Regions from separate parts of the Homo sapiens genome. Here regions 1, 2 and 4 are each linked to region 3. A link is a loop called in an ENCODE intact Hi-C map of the cell type or tissue named here. Cell type or tissue: endothelial cell of umbilical vein. All regions are shown on one strand. Region 1 overlaps TNIK (TRAF2 and NCK interacting kinase). Region 2 overlaps TNIK (TRAF2 and NCK interacting kinase). Region 3 overlaps TNIK (TRAF2 and NCK interacting kinase). Region 4 overlaps TNIK (TRAF2 and NCK interacting kinase).

Region 1 (5,000 bases), 90 kb before region 3:
AGCTGCAGGGTCTTGAGTGAAGCAGCTGAGCGGGGAGGGTGATCTAAAGCAGTGTCACTGCTGGCTGCTGCACATTAGCAGGTGAAACTAAGCAGACTGCAAACCAAACAGGAGGTGAGGAGGCTCCAGTCTCCCTGTTCTGAGAGATGAAAGCCAAACTGGAAGCTACCAGTATCGAGGGTTAGTTCCTGGAGGTTTGGCTGTGTTCTGCCAGTAGCCAGCTGATCATTGAGGAGCTGGTATTAGTAAGAGGATACCAACACTAGCCAGGAACAGCTCTATCGGAGCAGTTTGTGTCCTGGAATCAGCCTACACTCAGGACAGCCCTTCCCAAAAGACGATGCTTGACACAGGGAGCTGGGGAGTTACCTAGAACATTCATACGCAGGATGCGACATTGTAAAAATGCAGGCCAAAGGGCACTTTCCCAAATTACAGATGAAGAAAACTGGAATATGAGGGGTGAAAGAACTCTAGTAAGGAGTGGAATCCAGACTTGAACCCTAATTGTTTTGGACCAGTCCTGTGATAGGTTTGCATAGTTTAATTTGTCCTACACTGATGATCAAGTAAGAAAAATCAACAATCAGTATTTTACCTACCTATAGCCATATCTCTCTCATCTATCTATCTATCTATCTATCTATCTATCTATCTATCTATCTATCATCTATCTATCTATCTGTATATATTTATGTTTTTTACTTGAATTATCTATTCCAGTTGAGATGACTTCTTTGGGCCAGCAGGTTAATGAAGATATGCTTCTGGGCTATATTCCAGATCTCCTGGATCAATACTCTTGGAGCACCTTTTCTCATATGCTGCTTGTCGTTATGATGATCTAATCACTATGTACGTGTAGTAAGTTGCTCATGTCTGCTTCCTTCCTTAGATTGGAAGCACCATGAAGCAGGGGCCATGTACCCCACTGCCTCTACCTTGGACAGTGTATAACACACAGTAGGTGGCGAGGGAGGGTGCCAGGTAGCAGTCAGGGATTAAATAAATCTTACTGTGTAAAGCAAGACCTTTGACTCTGCAAACCTCTACTGCTTTAGAAGAGGGGAAGTTAAAGTAAAAAATTACCTTTGAGGGAACTTGCCTGGCTGTGAGTGCAGCATAAACTAGAATCTGGGGGTTGTTGAGTCAGCACAGTTTCCTAATGCTGTACTTTCGAAGATGATGTTGAAAAGCCTGAAGCCTCAAGATAAATGTGGAGAGTTCTCCTACTGTTCCTGTTTTCTTTGTTCTGTTTTGCTTTTGTAAGCATATGCTTGTCAGTTAGGGCTGAAACCAAACAAAACAGCTGCTAAATATGGTTCTAAAAGAAATAACATTTTGGTCTTCTTAAGGCCCGTAAGTTTAGAGTAAGCACAGTCGTTTGGCAGATGTCAATAGGGAATCCGGGGGTAGCAGTCATTCTGGGAGCACTATCAGCCATCCGTATTCTGTTGGGTGTATTTTACCCTGCCAGAGGACTGGTGGCCTCAAGTAAAAGATTCTGTCACAGAACGGCTGTGTCTTTAAGAGGCGTTTTGGAGGAGGGGTGTCTAGAGTCTGTGTAGGCCATTTGCTCATGATCCGTGTCAATTTCATTTTCAAAGAAGTGGGGAGGCATTGGAAAGAATATGTATCATCTTTTATGATGTGAAGGAAATAGTCATCCTAGTTACAGACTTAAGTTTGCCTTTTTCAATCTTTGGGATTTAGCCCAGTGGTGTTATTTAGTGTTCTTATAAATCCAGTATCATTCAGAGGACCTGGAGGAATTAAAGCATAACCTAGTGGCAGGGAATATCAAACCCTAGATCTTAAATCTCTCCTCTCTGCTGTGAAGCTGGGCTTGAGCCTGCCAATGCCATCTAAATTTCATCAGCTGAAAGAAAGAGTATTTATTTCAACATCCAAGGAACCCCCAAAACTTAATGCGCCTTCTCAATTGTCTAACTAATTTTTAAAGAGACATACATTTTGTCCATAAATACCTGACTCTGTTTGCTAAGCATGTGGTGGGTAATATTATTGGTTGAAAAGCAATAGGTTTTCGTTTACTGGCCAGATTAGTTTTATTGGCTTTTTTAGTTGAAAATCTATAAAATGCGGACTGAATTTTACTGTGGCATATTCTTTGTTTATTACATGAACTCATTTTCAAAGATGAAAAAGAAAAGGGAGGAAGAAAATGAATATTTATTAAAGTCCTATTACATATCAGGCCCCAAGCTAGTCTAGACACTCACAGTTCTCATTGTATCTCCCAAGGGAGGTAATCCTGTCCACATTTTAAAGATGAGGAAACTGAGGTTCAATGCAGTTCTGAAACTGGCTCAAGGTTAGAGAGCTACCAGGTGGTAAACCAAGGGCTGGGGATTATGGTTCCATGAAGCTATGATATAGTGATTAGGAACTCAAGGTTTGGAGTCTGACCATCTGAGTCAACATCCTGGCTCTGCCGCTCATTAGTAGTGTGACCCTGACTAAGCATTTAATCCCTCCGTGCCTCCATTTCCTAATCTGTAAAACAAAGATAATGATAGCATCCACTTGATAAAGCTGTGATAAATGAGCTATTCATGAAAAATGCTTAGAATCGTTTCTGACACATAAGTCCTCATGAAATGTTCACTATTACTGTAATTTTTATTGTCATGACTAACCAAGTTTGCTTTTATCAGTACTGGCTGAAAAATTACATTTTCTTTCAAGGAATAGTCTACCTTTTGATATGTAGTTATATTTCATTATGAAATAATGTAAACTACTCTACCTTAGAATTAAATTCTCTTCTCACCCTCCCAGCAAAGGTTAAGATCTGAATAAAGGCATGTGTGGCCAACAGGGATTCTTGACTTTGGTAAATGTCAATGATTTGCTCTTTTCTCCTTGGTGTATGTAACTTTCTTCCATGCTGCTCATCCTGGCTTTAAGAGCAGCTAAGCAAACACAAGAGGGAGAATTAAGTGGATTTCTTATCTCTTAGCTTTCCTGTCTTTGTAACATGATTATTAGGTACAGCTTCCTCTCCTTGCTGCACATTCTGTTGGCCACATTCTGACAGCCTGTCTTCTCAATGCACGTGAGGCACAGTTTACTACAACAGGCTCTATGGATTTTATTTTTTTAAGCTGGGAATACTACAGGGGCTTTTACATGTGACAGTTTTGTCCATTTGGGATTGGGGTAAGGAGGATAGAGGGCACAGTGGTAAAACAACTTGTCTAGATTTAAAAGAAATGATGTAAGTTTGCTAGACCTTTGGCTCTACATTCTGATCCCATTTTTTGTGATTTGCACTATACATGTCTTGAAGAATTGGGAGTGGGACATCAACCTTATTCAGTAAATAGTTATATCTAGCAGTTATGTATTGGACAGCATGCTAAGTGCTGGAAATACCAAGATAAATATGTTACAGTGCTTGCTCTTGAGGCATTTGTAATTCATCAAGGGAGAGAAATGTAAGAGAGGCTAGCACTATGTGAAAATGGTTATCATAGAGCTGTGCACAACATATTGCGGCTGCAGAGAGAGAGAGGCAGTGACGCTGATTTAAGAAGGGCTTCAGAAAGGAGGCAGCAAGCTGGGCTTTCAAGGATGGGCTTGCCTCATAAAGAAAGCAGAAGGAATAATCTTGGCAGATGGGCAGTATGAACCAAGAGCTGAGTGTGGTATGTTAGGGACATGAGGGACATGTGTTGGTTATAGTACAGAATGATGGAACACAAGGCTGGGAATCGAGGCCAGGCCTAAGAATGACATGACCTTGACTTTCAGTTTGAACCGTATCTTGTATTATTTTAAATCATGGAGTGTCATGATTAGAAATGTCTGTTTTAGAAAGATCAGTATGGAGAATAGCTTAGAAGGAAGAAAGAATTAACTAAAAGCAAATGGTCCCAGAAAAAGATGATGAAGCCTGTTGTGTGAATGGAGTGGAGTAGATGGATATGGTGGACATTTGGAGATAAGATCATTGACACTTAGTGAACAAAATTAGGGGAGTGGTGGACAAGGGTGGAAACTTAGGGGAAGGTACCTAGAAGGTGTGAGCAGAAGAAATATTATAGAATCTGTGAGAGAGACTAAGAGGTATGATAGAAGATGGTGGAGGGATATATTTTCAACAGGAGTAGTGATGCTCAGGAGTATAAATGCCTCAAAAGGGACAACTAGGACAGGACTGAGAAGCAACCACTATGTGTAAGAAATTGAGGTTCATGGTGACCTTTTGGGGAAATTACTTTAGAGGTACTCTAGAATGGAGAAAACAGCTAAATGCTTATACTGTTCAAGCTGTATCACAATTCTACAAGGATGTAACTAATGATGAAATGCATTTGTGTGAAAGACTATTCACAAACATTCAGCTCTCCAGGCGCTTGGATTGGGGGAAAGAGAGAAGAGAGCCTAGGGTCAGTACTGAGGTGTCACTGAATAATACCTCTGACTTCCATATCTAGGGTTTCAAAGAGCCCCCTCCTTGCAAATACCATGACTCATGCTATTTTGCTTTGTTACTCTCAGGATACTGTAGACTGTAGATGCTTATAGACTTCTCTTTTGATTCCAGACTGGTTCTTATTTCTAGCCATGGTGCTTGTAGTGTATGTTGTGGTATGTCACACAGAGCTCAGTTCTCCACTGCTGAGGCACTCAGTTGTCCACCTTCTGGGAGTGTAGGTAGCTAGGGATGACGTTCATCTGAAAAATGTCCTCAGCTGAACAGTGTCAGTTCACCTAAGATTGTTACCTCTGGGACGGGTATTGGGGGGCATCCCACATGCAGTGACTAGTCAATGGAGATGGGATGCAAAGTCCTGATGCTTCCAGGTAGGATAATTCTCCAGGGCTGTCCTAGCTCCAGCACTTCCATGGATCAGATGAAGTTTTTGTTACCACTACATTTCAGTTCAGCTCTTCCTTTGGCTCAGTCCAGTTCTTCCTTTACTCCCCGGCAGGTGTTGATTCTGAGGCATACCCCAATAAACTCACACAGT
Region 2 (5,000 bases), 71 kb before region 3:
ATAATCCCCGGTCAAGGGTGGGGCCAGGTGTAGATGATTGAATCCTGGGGGCAGTTTCCCTCATACTGTTCTCGTGTAGTGAATAACTCTCAAGAGACCTGATGGTTTTATAAAGGGGAGTTGCCCTACACAAGCATTCTTGTCTGCACCATGTAAGATGTGACTTCGCTCCTCATTCACTTCCGGCCATGACTGTGAGGCTTCCCCGGCCATGTGGAACTGTGAGTCAATTAAACCTCTTTCCTTTATAAATTACTCAGTCTCAGGTATGTCTTTATTAGCAGTGCAAAAACAGACTAATACATTTTCTATATTAAAATGTCTGGGCTGTGGTTATTTTTATTACAATTTTACAAATGAGATTTCTCTTTACCTTAAATGTATCAACTATTTTTTAAAGCAGCAAAACATTTTTCCCCCACAGGAAACTCCAGTATTTGACACAATAGCAGGATGTTCTGGGAGGATAGTTAGGATCTACCTCATGGAGCCGTCCCTTTGCCGACACAACACTCCCCGATGCACCTCTACCTCCCTCCACAGAGTAGCCCCACACTTGGAGCTCCAGGGAGCACAGTTCTACATCCCCAGTCACAGGTTCCTATGACATGACCTCTGCCTCCCCCTCCAGCCTCATCTACGGCCCATCCTGATTCCCACTGTGTCCATCTATGGTAGCACATTGCGGGGCATTCGTGCACACTGCACACGGTGTCTGTTTATCCGTGCTGTGCCCTTCCTCACCCCCTGTTGGCTAGCAACCATACTATATCCTTAACACTTGGTTCAGGCAGCACCTGCCCAATGGGGTTTGATGGTTTTCCCTGCCTCTTCTCTCCGTACTCTGACCTGTTTGTAATCCTCTGTCTGGCTGTCTCCTATTCCAAACTGAGTCAGGGACATTACCTTACTGTTTCTCTAGTACCAATACAGAGTAGGTAGTTATAAATATGTACCAAAAAAAAAAAAAAAAAAGTACAGAGGCTGAGGCAGATGGATCACCTGAGGTCAGGAGTTTGAGACCAGCCTGGCCAAAATGGCAAAACCCCGTCTCTGCTAAAAATACAAAAACTAGCTGAGTGTGGTGGTCTGGGCCTGTAATCCCAGCTACTCGGGAGGCTGAGGCAGAAGAATCACTTGAACCTGGGAGATGGAGGTTGCAATGAGCTGAGATCATGCCACTGCACACTCCAGCCTGGGCCACAAAGGGAGACTCCATCTCAAAAAAAAAAAAAAATTCTGCTGAGTTTGGAATGCCCTAACTCAGTGAGATATGTTTAGGTTTGCTTCATCTCAACTGTTTGAGTATATAAATTAAGGAGACTGACACAAAATATAATATTTAGTAGCCAACAGCAGTTTGATACCTGATAAGTAAAAACAGTGTCCGCCTACCATCTAATATGACAGAAGAGAATAGGACAAAGAAAAAAATTGTTTTCCCTTCTTTTTAAAACTGGCTTTATGATTCTAAGGCTGTTTTTGTGGCTAAGCACAAAGAACCACAGCTCATCTGAACTTTTAAATAGCCCATTGCACACTTTTGATATCAGAGATGGGTTTTTGGAGGTTGTTTTCCATCTTCTACCATGTCTTTGGGACTGTAGAGTTAAACGTTGACATCACTGATATCAATCATAAAACATAAAACAATGGTTTTGAAACCTTCATATTCATTATTTCATTTGACCTTCACAGTAACCCCATAAGTTAGATAGAAGAGGTATGATTAACCTTGTCTTAAAGGAGAGAAATTTAGGTCTGAGAGTTTATAAATGTCTTCCCTTGAAGCCCCCAGGTAAGTAGTAGAGCATGACTCCTGATCGAGTCGCCTAAATTATCTTACCTCCACTCAGAAGTTTCCCAGGAGGAAATTTGTGTATAACATCTCCTTAAATGTTTGGCAAAGATTGGTTTTGCCCTGCCCTTCCATTGCATGTTTAGAATATTTTAAGTAGATTCTTGATAAGTCTGAATTTATACTATAGAGCAGCGATGCCATAGCCTGTTTCAATATATAGTGCTTCTCATCTTTATAGCAAAAATACTAAAAGGTGATTCATGGCTTGGTGATTACTCATTGATTTCTTAGTAAATGGGGACACTGTGTTTTTGTACAACAAACACAATTGTGTTTTCCCAGAAAGATAAGAAGTGGATTCTTTTCCACCTACAAAAAAGGAAGCGGCATACCTTGGGCTACTTACATTTTACAATATAAAATACATCTGTGTTGATTATTTAAGGGAGTTGGTTGCCTCGTTTCTCAGAAAGGAGGAAGAAATTTCTAGACTTCTTAAAAAATCAGCTCCAATAGCCAGGTGCATTATGATTTTTTTTTCCCCCCAGAAAAACTCTATATTCAGACTGGAGCTTGATAAATGTTTGTTGAAATGAATTGAATTGATTTATTCGCTCAGCTTCAGTTGTGTGATTTTGTGAGCAAATGGATGAATCTTACTGCTCTGGAGACCACGCAAATATTTGCCAGGTGTATAATTTGTACTTTTCCTCTATTCCAAGCAGGGGGAAGGCCAGTTACCTGTTACCTGGTGTGGCATTGTAGCAAGTTGCTTACTCTTTGCTTTTATATTTCCTCCTTTACAGGGATGCCTAGGTTTGTGTGTTTGGGGTTGAGGGTGGGGAGAGACAATGAAATAGAGGATGGAAAGAAAGAATTTCTGGGTATTGTAGAGGAGGATGACCTGGCTACAATACCGAGATGTAATCTCTTGGATAATTTGCATGACTGCAAGTTAGGAATACCTGTGACTCTCTATTTCCGTTTCCATTAAGGATCACATTATTCACTTTTTTCCTTACAGGTTTTAGTTATATAACATCAGTAACCCAGGAATGCTAGAGATGCCTCTATCAGATACTTTCATGACAAGTTTTAGCCAGAGTTATCTCATTCTTTCTCTTTGTCAAAATAGTGAAAGTTAGTGAAAACAGGACAGTGTGTCCTCTTCTTTGGGTGGAGGCAAAGCTGATTTTATATTCTCTTCAAAAGAGTTGCAAATTAGGCAGATTCTGATTTCTCCCCAGCTAACACTTCTGGTGATTTCAGCTGGAGAAAATGAATGTTTTGTGGCCTAAATGTTTAGTACATTTTGTTCTACCATTTTGTACCCACTTGTGAACTTATGAAGAGACACTTCAAATACTTCAGAACTTCAAAACCTTTCCATTCCCTCAAGAAACCTATCACAGAAGCCAATCACCAAAGCCTCCCTCCTGCTCCATATGAATATGCCCCTCTGAGAGTGCTTCAGGGAGGAGGTGCCTGAAGCCAAGCCCTCTGAGGCAACCCCAGCTTTCATGGTCTGCTGTAGGATGGGGAAATGGGATGAGCAGATGATTAATACGGAGCCATGGCTGCTCTGTCCTTGGGGTTCCAGTTTATCTGTTGCTCAGAACAAGATTTGCTTGAATAAGACGAATGCCTACGGTTAATCAGCTGAGTAAATAGTCATAAATTAAGATGTGACCAAGAATCCAGTGTTCACAGGGGATGGGGGAAAATACAAGACAGAAAAGACAAAAACAAAAAAAAGTCTGCTAACAGAACCCAAAACAGAATAGCAACATTGAAAACAGAACGCTCTTTGAGTATTGTTTTCTAGTCTAGAAGCATAGGAGATTTATGGCTACCTGATTAAGTTGATGAGTAATACTATGGTCAGATGTGCTCTTTGAAATTTGGCCTAAGTACTATGCATCATGGTGTTACCTCTCTCTGAAATCTATATATTTGTGAATAGCTAAAAGTAAGATAGGTATTGACAATGTTTTCTTTCACAGCCCAATCACTACTTAAATTATTTCTCCCTCAGCAGTCTTAATCTACATTCTCAGTGTTGAAGAAACTCCTTAGTCTGTGCAACAGTCTCTAGGGAGTATCTTTGCATTTCTAACAATCAACTCTGGAGATTAATTGGGATTATGAGGCCCATTTGCTCATAATCATAAGATTTCAGTGTCTGACTCAGGATCTTGTTTCTCAGGAAGCCCAAGGGTAAGGACACAGAGAACTCCTAGGCTTTAGTCTTGTGTCAGCCGAGTCCTGCTACAAGCTGCCCTTTTGGCCCTCCGAGGTCCTGGAGGTTTTCTTTTGAAATTTCCTTGAGGAACACGGCTCAGGTAGTGGACCAGCTCAGGTGCTCTAATTTCAGTGTGAGTCTGTGGGCAGTTGCACTCAACTACTTCTCCGTGGCTGGTGTCTGTTTCCAAAGTAAATACAGGGGAGAAAATCCCCTTTTTACAATCAGCAATTTGGGTTAGAGCAGAAGCAGTGAAAGTGCCTAATGCTGAAAATTAGTTTTTTAAAACAAGGATAGCTATACAAAGGTGTGTAAATCTACATATATATTACATATATATAATGAATTTGGTGTTTGTGCTGAGTTCTATGCTTTACTGGGAGTGAGTTTCTAAATTGTTATCAGTTCAAGAAAATTTTTTTTTCTTGGTAGCGCAGTGTCACCCTAAGACATGAATGTGGTCTTAAGGGCTGATTTTGCTAGAATAATGGCACTTTATACTAACATACACCTTTTGGGGGCATTTGGAGGGTAGAGGATATCTACAAAAAATTCTCCAGAATAAACATTTTAAGAAATCATAGATATTAACTCTGAAGAAGTACCAGGACCACAATCATTACTGCCTACTATTACTAAGAGAAGAAAAAATAAGTTAACTTTTTAACTCAGCTTGGATGAAGGCTGGGCATCCAAAATAAAAACTTTGATTTGTAGGCAAAACACCCATGTGGAAGGTCACATTGCAGAAGAATATTGCTGTCTTCCTAGACTTGAACCTCAGAGGTTAAGATGAGTTCAGAACTCTTGATAGTTTAAGAGCCATCTCTTTATTTTTTTTAATCCTGAGTCATCTCTTGTAGTCAGGTGTTTCATAGATTTAGTATGTGCTTTGGTTGGCAGTTCTTGTCTTTACTTGTTAATGTGTCTCTTTAAAAGCTCAAGGACCGACCTTGT
Region 3 (5,000 bases):
ATCTGAGTCCACATTTTAGATATATTGAATTTGAAAAGAATCAATGATAAAAATAGGACTTGACAACATAACTAATAGTTGAAAATTTTCTTAACAATGAAAATGAGAATTTTTGTTCAATTTTGAGGGTTTTTTTTGTTGTTTCTGTTTTTGTTTTGTTTTGAGTTTTTCAGTTGGCCTATGGGAAGAAATATTTGCAGCAGCATATAATACCCAGAATAATCTTGAACTTGCCCTGAGGACTGTAGGGAAAACCCCTACTTGCCTTAGCATGTTCTTGGAAACAATACCACAAAGTGATTTATGTTTTTCTATGAGAACAACATTGTGAAAGCAGCATCTTTTCTGACCAAAGACTTGGCATCATATAAACCATCTTACCAACAGTACGCCATAAAAACAGATATGAATACAAAAAGTAAAATTCTAGCATCATAAACCTAAGTTAAAGAAGGTTTAAATTGCTGTAGCAATTGATCATTACAAGAGGACTCCCTGACTATAACAGCACACAGAGCTCTTCAAACTACAACATTGTGTCATAAATGAGATTGTGTAAATAGAAGTACCTTGCATAACCCTGGCTGGTAACTGGTATCAGGTAATGTTGATTGAGAACAAATATTAAATATCTGTTTGCTCTCCAAGGTGACATTTCTGCCTCTAAAGTTTTATGTTTCAATTTACAATGTCTACTTCTTGTTTGTTTGTTTTCTTGAGACAGAGTCTTGCTCTGTTGCCCAAGCTGGAGTGCAGGGGCATAATCTCAGTTCACTGCAACCTCTGCATCCTGGGTTCAAGTGATTCTTGTGCCTCAGCTTCCCCAGTAGCTGAGATTACAGGTGTGCATCAACACACCCAGCTAATTTTTGTATTTTTAGTAGAGATGGCGTTTCACCATGTTGCCCAGGCTGTACAATATATACTCTTATATTCTTAGACTATGAAAAATGACTTAAATTGTGGAGAAGTATGGGAAGACCTTCTTCTTCCAGAGATACCTGAATAGATCCTTCCCTATTGAATTTCCATGTAACGAGTCAGGGCATTCATGAATTGTCCTATTTTCAGTTAGTTTTCTAAGTACTATAGTAGGGACTCCTCAGATATCTGTTACAGTGGTGGATGAAGAAGGAGGAGAAGGAGAAGTTTTTAAAGTATAATAGCTAACCTAATCTTTTGTCTCTTCCACCATCTTTAGTTAATTCAGATGTTCTCCTTCAATGGCTCATCATCAGACATATACCCCTCTCCCCTCTCTCCCCAGCAAAGGCTAACCAGGAAATATGGAATAGTATTTATTTTGCCATAGGGTGTACTAGACATCTCCCAAGAATGCTAAGATAGGATAAGGCTGTATCCTCCTGATCCTTCAGGATGAGCAGGCCAAACCATCAAATGATCAAATTCCAGAATAGCCAATTTGCCCCGAAGTGATTTTGGTAAAGAATCCATTTGGAATAGTATTTCTCAACTCTCCGACTACATCAGAATCACCAAGGCCTGGGGCCTGCCCCAGACACTGATCCAGTTGTTCTGTGGCGAGATGGCAGTTAAAAAAACACACAAGAACTTTCAAGTGATTGTAATATACAGCCAGAGTTGAGAACAATTGGGCCAGAGCTTTCTTATCTGCCAAATAATGGAAGGCAGAATGGAGGAATAGGGGTTAATTTTATTAACATCTAATAAATTGATTTAAAATGAAAATGGGTGCCTCTTAATAATAATAATACTGATTTGGTGTTTATCATCTTACAGGCACTGTACACACATGAACACATTTAAACTGTGCCACAGCCTTCACTGTATAGGTGAGAAAACAGTCCTGAGTGTCAATTAACTTAGTCATAACAATATAGCTGCTGGCATTAGGATCCAGCTCTACTTCGGAAAAGCTCATCAGTTTCCACTCTACCACACCACCTCTACACTTTTACTTTCTCATCTACGTTTTTCTTTGAGGAGATGCAGTTAAAGTCAGGCAAGCTAACATATATTACCACTGATAACAAATTCAGCAGCCTAAGTATTGCTGAGGAATTTAAGTGGCTGATGTGTTTGTTCCAGTCTTGGGTAGAAATGATACATTATCAACAATTTATTTATTTATTAACAATTTATAAAGAAAACAGTTTTATCAAAAAATTATCAGCTTGAATTTTATGAATGAAGACAGATGATTCCTGTCCATGGAAAATAAATAGTCTGTATCCTTTAAATAATTTAAGGCACATTTCTTGCTAATATTCTGGGTCCACCTATGTCTTGCATTGAAAAAGTATTTACCTAATATCTTAAAGCAGGGCTATGATAACTTAGTTCTCAAGGAAAGAAGGTTTTAAAAATAATTTTCTCTGCTCTCCATTTCTCTTACTGTAAGCATGTGGCAAAGTCTTGGCATCTGCTCAGAATAAATTTTCTGCTTCCTTTCTGTCTTTTAGTCAGCGCACGCTTTCTCTGAGTTCTCCCCCTTACTCCTTCCCTGCTTTAGTAATCTACAGGAAACCAGACCTTACTAATTTGAGTGCTTGCTCTTAGAATTACTTATTACTGTATTAATACATATTTGCTAGAGTTTGTGGAGGATTTGTATTGCTCTAGGTGCTAATAAAAATGTGTAAAAGACAGGCCCCTTAAATAATGTGCAATTTTGAGGGAAACAACAAAGGCAAAAGGATTTCTTTGGGACTGGCTATTTGCAATAAATTGCTCATTTGATTTTATTTTTTATTTTTTTTTTAGCATGCAGGAGGTTTATTAAGAAATGCAATGACGGCAGGATTGGCCAGAGAGAGAAGTCAAGACATGATGCATTCTCAATGGAATGCCTCAGCTGACCATGTGGGGAGTTCTAAAGACGGACTGATGATTCAGAGTGCCCCATGTTGATTTATCAGTAATTTGTTTTGAGCTGCCCTGGAAAGCGGGTGTGAAGTTGGTTGAGAAGGCCCCAGATTTCTCATTTTAAAATGCTGCATGTGAGAGGACATTTTTCACAAAGAACTACTAAATTAAAAAATTGGGGAATAGAACCCTACTATGAACGGAGTGTGTTTCTTCTATTCAGGCACATATTTTTGCCTAATATCCAGATGCTGTTTCCAAAGCTATTTTTTCATGAAATTGTGTTGCTCTAGAATGCTCAATGGTTCTCAAATTTTAGTGTGCATCAGAATCTTAACAATGAGGGGCTAAGACACAAATTCCTGCCCTCCTCCCTGCCGCCCCCCTCCAGAGTTTCAGATTCATAGGTCTCGGTTGGGTCTGAGAATTTGCATTCCCAAGCAAGTTAACAGGTGATGCTGATGTTTCTCAGGGGATAACGGGCAAATGGTGAAACCCAGAAAGTTTTGTTTCTAGATATGAGATCCCATTGTCTTTGCCAATGAAGCTGTGCTGTAACTCCATCTTAACAAGTAACCCCAAATTATACCCACCTGAAAGACCTTTGTGGGTTGTGGAAAACCTGGAAGATGGCTGAGAGACAGTACCCTCGAAGTAGTTCTGAGGAGATTGTTCTGCTTGTATTCCCATGCAGCGCCATCACTGCCTGACTTCCTTATGTGTGTCTGATTTGAGGCAGTTCTCTAGGAACCAGTTCCTGGTGCTGCAGTGCCACTGGCAGCTTCCCAGGGCTTCCAGAACCCTAGTGGCATGGTGGGAACTCCTGTTCCTCACCCGACCTCTCCACAGCCCTGGACCTGTAAGGTTTCTTCCAGGCTACATGGAATTAGATTTCCACTTTTCCTTGGTTCACAGGGGGCAGGAGCCAGGTTGGAACGGCTGCCAAGGAGACTGTCTTTTTTCAGAGCCCTTAACTGGCAGTCAGCAAGACCGAACTCCTCTGCTCCTTGGTGAATGGTGATGCTGATTATTTGGAAGCTTTAGCACCAAAGTTTGAAATTCCCCTAAGTGAATGGTTTTGGCGATCCCCTTCCTTTAGTTATACTATTGGCTTTCTCTCATGTTCATTTAGGTTGCCAAATCTTCTGTATAATCCTCATCCCCCATCAAAAGAGAAAAAAGAAAAAAGAAAAAGAGTAGTTCTATTTTTGTGGAAAAAGAGGAAAGAATCCAGGAAACATTTCAGAGAACTGTATGTTTTCTTAGTTCCTTCTCTCCAGACACGAAATCCAAGGAGTATTTGGTCAGTTGCTAACATTACATGAGGGGCTTTTTTTTTTTTTTAAAGTAGGTATAAAATTTAACTTCTCTGCCCACCTCCTGACAAGAAACTGTGGAAAATATCCAGTTTACACAATTTGAATAAAATTATTCCTTGATAAAGGTCACGTTTTCTTATTCATAAGAATCTTCACAGGAAGATAGCATGGAAAGGGACTAATAGGTGCCCAGGTTCCACTCTGATTGTGCAGAGAATATAAGGCGGGCCCAGGCTGTAAGGAGCCCTCCTACATCATTCTGCTGGTAGAATTAACAGCAGCAATTGCCCAGGTCTGTTGTAAGATTAGGATTCTGCCCACCCTCTGGAGCTGCCACCATTCTGCCTTCTCTTTCTTAGAGTTTTGTATTCTAAGTTTTTACTTTGAATCTTGAGAATAGAAAATAGTTTTCAGTCTCTTGAGATTTTACATAGTTTGTCCATGAGCTTCAGAAATGAGTTCAGTGTAACTGCTTAGATACCTCGATTTATCTTTTTCAGTTTCATTTGTTATTTTTAAAATGCTTTAAGATACGATTAAGAGGCCGGGCGTGGTGGCTCATGCCTGTAATCCCAGCACTTTGGGAGGCCGAGGCAGGTGGATCACCTAAGGCCAGGAGTTCGGGACCAGCCTGGCCAACATGGCGAAACCCCGTCTTTACTAAAAATACAAAAAAATTAGCTGGGCGTGGTGTCAGGCACCCATAATTGCAGCTACTCAGGAGGCTGAGGCAGGAGAAGTGCTTGAACCCAGGAGTTGGAGGTTGCAGTGAGCTGAGATCGCGCCATTGTACTCCAGCCTGGGCAACAAGAGCGAAACTCCATCTCAAAAAAA
Region 4 (5,000 bases), 80 kb after region 3:
GTGTTTCCAAAGGACTTCTACATTGTCAACAATTTAGCATTTTAGCAGTGACTCTGAATTGCCAGAAGCTGCAGCAGATGACACGTAGAGAATGATAGCTATTATCCTCCAGCTCATTATCAGCACCCTGGAAGTCCCCCTTGCTCTCCCTCTCAATCACTGCCACCTCAAGGAAAACGGGTATCCTGACTTTTTTTCTCCCAGTTGTATTAAGATATAATCAACAAATAAAAACTGTATATTGGCTGGGCATGGTGGCTCATGTCTATTATCCCAGTACTTTTGGAGACCAAGGCTGGGAGGGTTGCTTGAGCCCAAGAGTCTGAGACCAGCGTGGGTAACATAGTGAGGCCTCATCTCTACCAAAAAAATTAAAATTTAAAAAAAAAGAAAAAGAATTTGTATATTGTTGGTGAGGATGTAGAGAGAAGGGAACCCTTGTATGCTGTTGGTGGAAATGTAAATTGGTACAGCCATGTGGAAAATACTACAGAGGTTTCTGAAAAAATTGGAAATAGAACTACCTTATGATCCAGAAGCCCCACCTCTGGATATATATCCAAAGGAAATAAAATCAGTATCTCAAAGAGGCATCTGAGCTCCTGTGTTCATTGCAGCAATATTTAGAATAGCCAAGGAATGATAGCTATTTTATAGTTGTCTGTAGAAAGGTGTTTTCTTTGGTCAGGGCTATGGTTCTCAATTTAAAAAAAAAAAGCATTAATGTAGATTTATAACCATCTCCCAGCATATCACCTGAGCTAGAACAGCTATTTCTAGATGAGCCACACCTAGCTATTAATTTCATTCATTTTGTGAGATGGGCCAGATAGAAAAGTTGGTTTTCATGTTAAGTTGAATTATTAAAATTGGGGTAATTGGGGTGTTTATTTACGAATCGTTGGTTGAGGGAAGGAGAGGGGTGGTTAATAGGGCTTGACTCTTTTTCGCCCTTTTGCAGATCCTGAGATGTTTTAAGTTGGAAGAAGAATTAGTCATGATAAACTTTGCTGGGTCCAGTGAAGTTAATTGACTTTCCCCGGGCCTCAAAACTCATTAGTGGATGATGCAGGACCAGATTGCAGACATCCTAAAACATAACACTTTAGCTTGGTTGGAAGTTCTGTGAAAGCCCCCTGGAAGTTTTTGTTAAAAACTGAGCAAAATCTTCAGTCCATTTTCAGATAGGTACTTGGAGAAAGCAGCACACCTGCTGGCATCTGCATGGTGTTAATGGGAGGTATTGTACTCTGGAAATGAGTCACTTCCCACTAGTTCTCACCCTGGCCAATTGCTCTTCTCATGGAGATGGCTGTTGTTGCTGGGAACCAAAAGCCTGATGTGTATGTGTTCATTTATTTACTCCCCAGTCATTCATTCATTCTTCCATATATATATATATATATACACGAACATATATATCTCCATATATTCATTTATTTGTCTGTGTGTACATACATATGTATATGTATATATTATCATATCATCATATATATACATGGCTAGTATAGATACATATATATACTGGCTAGGCACAAGGCACTCTTCCAAGCACTCAGGATATAACAGTGAACAAAATTTATGAAAGTACTTATTTTAATGCAGCTTACATTCTTGCTGTAGACTACAAACAATAAACATAATAAATAAGACAATTACAGAGGATGCTGGAAGCTAGTAAGTACCTGGTGGAGTACTAATTGGGAATGCAGGTAAGGGTTGCAATGTGTTATGGACTAAACATTTGTGTGCCCCCAAAATTCATATATTGAAATCCTAACTTTCAATGTGATGGTATTAGGAGGTGAGGCCTTTGGCAGGTGATCAGGTGATGAGGGTGGAGCCCTTATAAATGGGATTAGTGCCCTCATAAAAAGAACCCAGAGAGCTCCCTTGCTGTCTTTCTGAGAAGTTAACAGTCTGCAACCTGGATCCAGATCATTCAGGGCTTTGCAGGCCATTGGAAAGACCTCGGCTTTTACTCTGCATTAGGTGGGAGAGCCATGGAGGGTTTTGAACATGGAGTGAGGGGGATGGGATCTGACCCACATACTGAAGGGGTCACTTCAGTTGCTGGCTTGCGAATAGACCAGATGGGTCAAGGAGAGAAACAGGAGACCAGTTAGGAAACTGTTTTAGTAAGTGAATCCCCTTCCTGAACTTGATGAAGGGGGGATCTGCAAGTAGTGAGCACTTCCAAACTGGACCACATGGGGAGGAATTCTGCCATCACATTCAACTTACCCCACTTCAATTAAATGCAATTAACTGCAGGTAACAAAATGTGGAAGTTACAGCTCCTACATTCTGCCAGGTTTGAAGGACAAAGGGCCTAGCACTCGTCAGACTCGCGTCTATGCAGAGGGCTGCTCTGACCATCCCTTCTAGCAATTGTCTAGTAGCTTCTTTCTTACCAAAGATGAAGATAAAAGCTATGAAAGGCCTCATAAGGGCAAGAGCGTCATTTCTTTTCCTAGTTGATTGATGTGGTGACAAATCAAGAAAGAACTAGGAAGAAGAAAGACAGAAACATAATAGTTAGGAAATTAATATCAGATTACAATATTGGTGGGAACACAGTCATAGAATATAACAGTACATACTTATTCCAAGGCCTCTGACTCACTAAATTTGGGGCATTCTCTGTTAATAAGAACAATGGTAGGAAATATTTATCACCTGCTTACCATGGGCCAAGTACTATGCTTGTTTACTTTGTCATATTATCTTATTAGATTTTTGCAGCCATTCTGCAAATCAAGTATTATCCCTACTCTGCAGATGGAGGAAACTAGGCTCAGAGAGTCCAGAAGTTTGTCCAAGGTCTTATAGCAAGTCCGTGATGAAGCCAGCATGCTAGCTAACCCCAAGCTGTCTGATTCCAGAATCAAGCCCTTAAACCCTACACTCTTCTCCTTTGGTCATGAAAAATAGTTCTGATATCAGAAGCTGATGTTCTAAATAGGATTGAAGATTTATGTTTAAATAAATTTAGTTTAACTTCACCTTTAATCTGTACTCCTCTATTTACCCAATATTCAAAGAGCAAGTAAGACCTGTTAGCTACTAATAAGAGTGCTGTAAACTCTAAGAAATACATTTTGAAAAGTGCGTTAGGTGCTTTGGGAATGTTTTATCAAATAATTGCAAAGGTCATAGATAGTTGACTCTTCAGACTAGTGGCATTTTGTTAGGATTACGTTTGTATAAAAATATTATGAATTATATAGAGGCATGGCCTAAAGCAACTAAAAGCAGCACTTTCTAACATTTATTCTCTGTATTCAGACTACATGAAATATTCCCCAGATATTTATTTTGCTATGGCTGGAGGACAGGTTTGCATATATCCCACTAGCCAATGTATGTCCTGTTTCAGGTGTCTGATTGAATTATAATCTGTACGAATCCTATCAGTCTTGTTGTAGAGATAAACTCTTGTTTAGCACTAGCTCTTTGTGGAAATACAACTACTTCAGATAATGGCCAAGTAATTCTCCTTTATCAACTGCTCAGGGTCTGATCCGGAAATCAAAAAAGGGAGCCCTTTCAATAAAGATTCTGATCTCTCGGAAACAAGGCAAGCTCTGACACACAACATCTCATTCTGCTGCCTATCAGTGATGAGAGGCTCTCCATTTTGCTGCATGCCATTCAGACACTGGGAGGGAGGGAGAAATACTGTTTAGTAAATTAACTAATTTCTCAAAAATTACAATGTGAACTCACACATATTTTGCTGTCTTTTTTGATACCACCATAATACAGGGCTAGAATATCTCGTAACAGGAAATAAATTTGTAATCATCTTCTGAAATGTAGGGTGGTCAAGTAAGATAGCAGATTTTTGCCCTGTAGCGGCTCAATAATCTATTCATCAAGTTTTCACACGGTACACTTGCAGAGCCAAGACTTAAGAAATTATACCGTGTGCGTTTTAAGGACAAAGATTCTGACAGCCTGGGAATCTGGAGACCCAGAGTCAAACCTCGGGAGAACCAATGTGTCTGGCATTTGGATTCTACTTTATAAAAATGATAATATTAGACTAGTTCTTAGTTGGCAAACTGGCAGCCTAGAGGCTAAATGCTGCCATGATAAATATGTTGAGTTTGGTTCACATAAGGTGGTGGTGGTTTAATTATGCCAACATTAGAAAATTTGAGCAGTTTCACAGAAAAGTCTGGATTCTTGAAAAGTTTTGAAAAATAAAATGATCTAGAAATATTGGGCCTGAAATTTCAAATAGTAGCAGTATTTTAGAGCAGTGTACCAGCTGTTTAGAGGGCACATATCAAATTTGCACCAGAGGCCCCAACATCCCCTGTTGTCTTCCATACATACTCAATTTCATGTATTCACATTACTTGCCCAGCCCCTGTGTAAGATCGTCTCAGAATAAGATACTGGGATGAACTAAGAAACAAACTCATTCAACTACCCATGAAAGGTCCTTTTTAGACTCTGCATTGATGTTGGCCACAACTCCTAAACCTAATTCTGCAGTATTTTGGATTTACATTGTTATAGCGTCTTGGCTTGGTAAAAATAATGCCCACTTCAATTTTGATTGTTTTAACATTTAAATGTTAGGTACTGCAGATAATGCCATTAAAAATTTAACCACCCTTGTGTGACGTGGAGGTTGTAGGAAAAAAAAAAAATTAACCACTCATAGCTGAATCCTTTGAACAGTTAAAATTTATCTTTTGTTAATGCTGTGTATCAGAAATGAGGCTTTTAAAACTTGTTTTGATTAGTGTTTGTTACTTTTATAAGTAAACAGCTCCTTTCCTTCATATACAGAGCCTACGTCACTTGTCTGGAGGAGTTATTTAGTCTTGTTATTTGTGAGCAGAAATTTTTAAAAGGTTGAATTTGGCAAATATAGATATGCCTAACATGGTAAGAGGAATGATTGTAAACAGTCTCCCAGTTTCAGAGCTGCCACATTGCAAGACCTATAGAGACACAAGGTAAGTTACGTAGATACAAACACA

Evidence for each region. A loop is a pair of places that touch in the nucleus more often than their neighbours do. Peaks named below come from ENCODE experiments on the same cell type or tissue, not always from the same donor. Only the 100,000 strongest peaks of a DNase experiment are listed, where the experiment ranks them.
Region 1: a loop joins it to region 3, with 5 times the contacts of the local background. A loop is called at or near these places in 2 of 110 quality-filtered maps.
Region 2: it touches region 3 in a loop (2.0-fold over the local background); 4 of 110 quality-filtered maps call a loop at or near these places.
Region 4: a loop joins it to region 3, with 5 times the contacts of the local background. A loop is called at or near these places in 8 of 110 quality-filtered maps.

The regions. Positions count from the first base shown.
Region 1 is chr3:171,372,415-171,377,414 of GRCh38, reverse strand. The region is part of intron 1 of TNIK (TRAF2 and NCK interacting kinase); the gene reads left to right. Among named protein-coding and RNA genes, the nearest start is that of TNIK, 85 kb to the left of the region's middle. In endothelial cell of umbilical vein, no CTCF peak of the experiment used is centred here; DNase peaks (open chromatin) are centred at 1,214, 2,494 and 2,974; H3K27ac peaks cover 3,272 bases.
Region 2 is chr3:171,353,527-171,358,526 of GRCh38, reverse strand. All of the region lies in intron 2 of TNIK (TRAF2 and NCK interacting kinase), which reads left to right. Among named protein-coding and RNA genes, the nearest start is that of TNIK, 100 kb to the left of the region's middle. In endothelial cell of umbilical vein, no CTCF peak of the experiment used is centred here; a DNase peak (open chromatin) is centred at 2,066; H3K27ac peaks cover 3,028 bases.
Region 3 is chr3:171,282,352-171,287,351 of GRCh38, reverse strand. All of the region lies in intron 2 of TNIK (TRAF2 and NCK interacting kinase), which reads left to right. Among named protein-coding and RNA genes, the nearest start is that of TNIK, 180 kb to the left of the region's middle. RefSeq lists an enhancer at 1,947-2,006. In endothelial cell of umbilical vein, no CTCF peak of the experiment used is centred here; DNase peaks (open chromatin) are centred at 311, 2,451, 2,821 and 3,801; H3K27ac peaks cover 2,906 bases.
Region 4 is chr3:171,202,743-171,207,742 of GRCh38, reverse strand. All of the region lies in intron 4 of TNIK (TRAF2 and NCK interacting kinase), which reads left to right. Among named protein-coding and RNA genes, the nearest start is that of MIR569, 98 kb to the right of the region's middle. RefSeq lists a silencer at 1,168-1,347 and an enhancer at 874-1,483. In endothelial cell of umbilical vein, no CTCF peak of the experiment used is centred here; DNase peaks (open chromatin) are centred at 1,262 and 2,712; H3K27ac peaks cover 2,849 bases.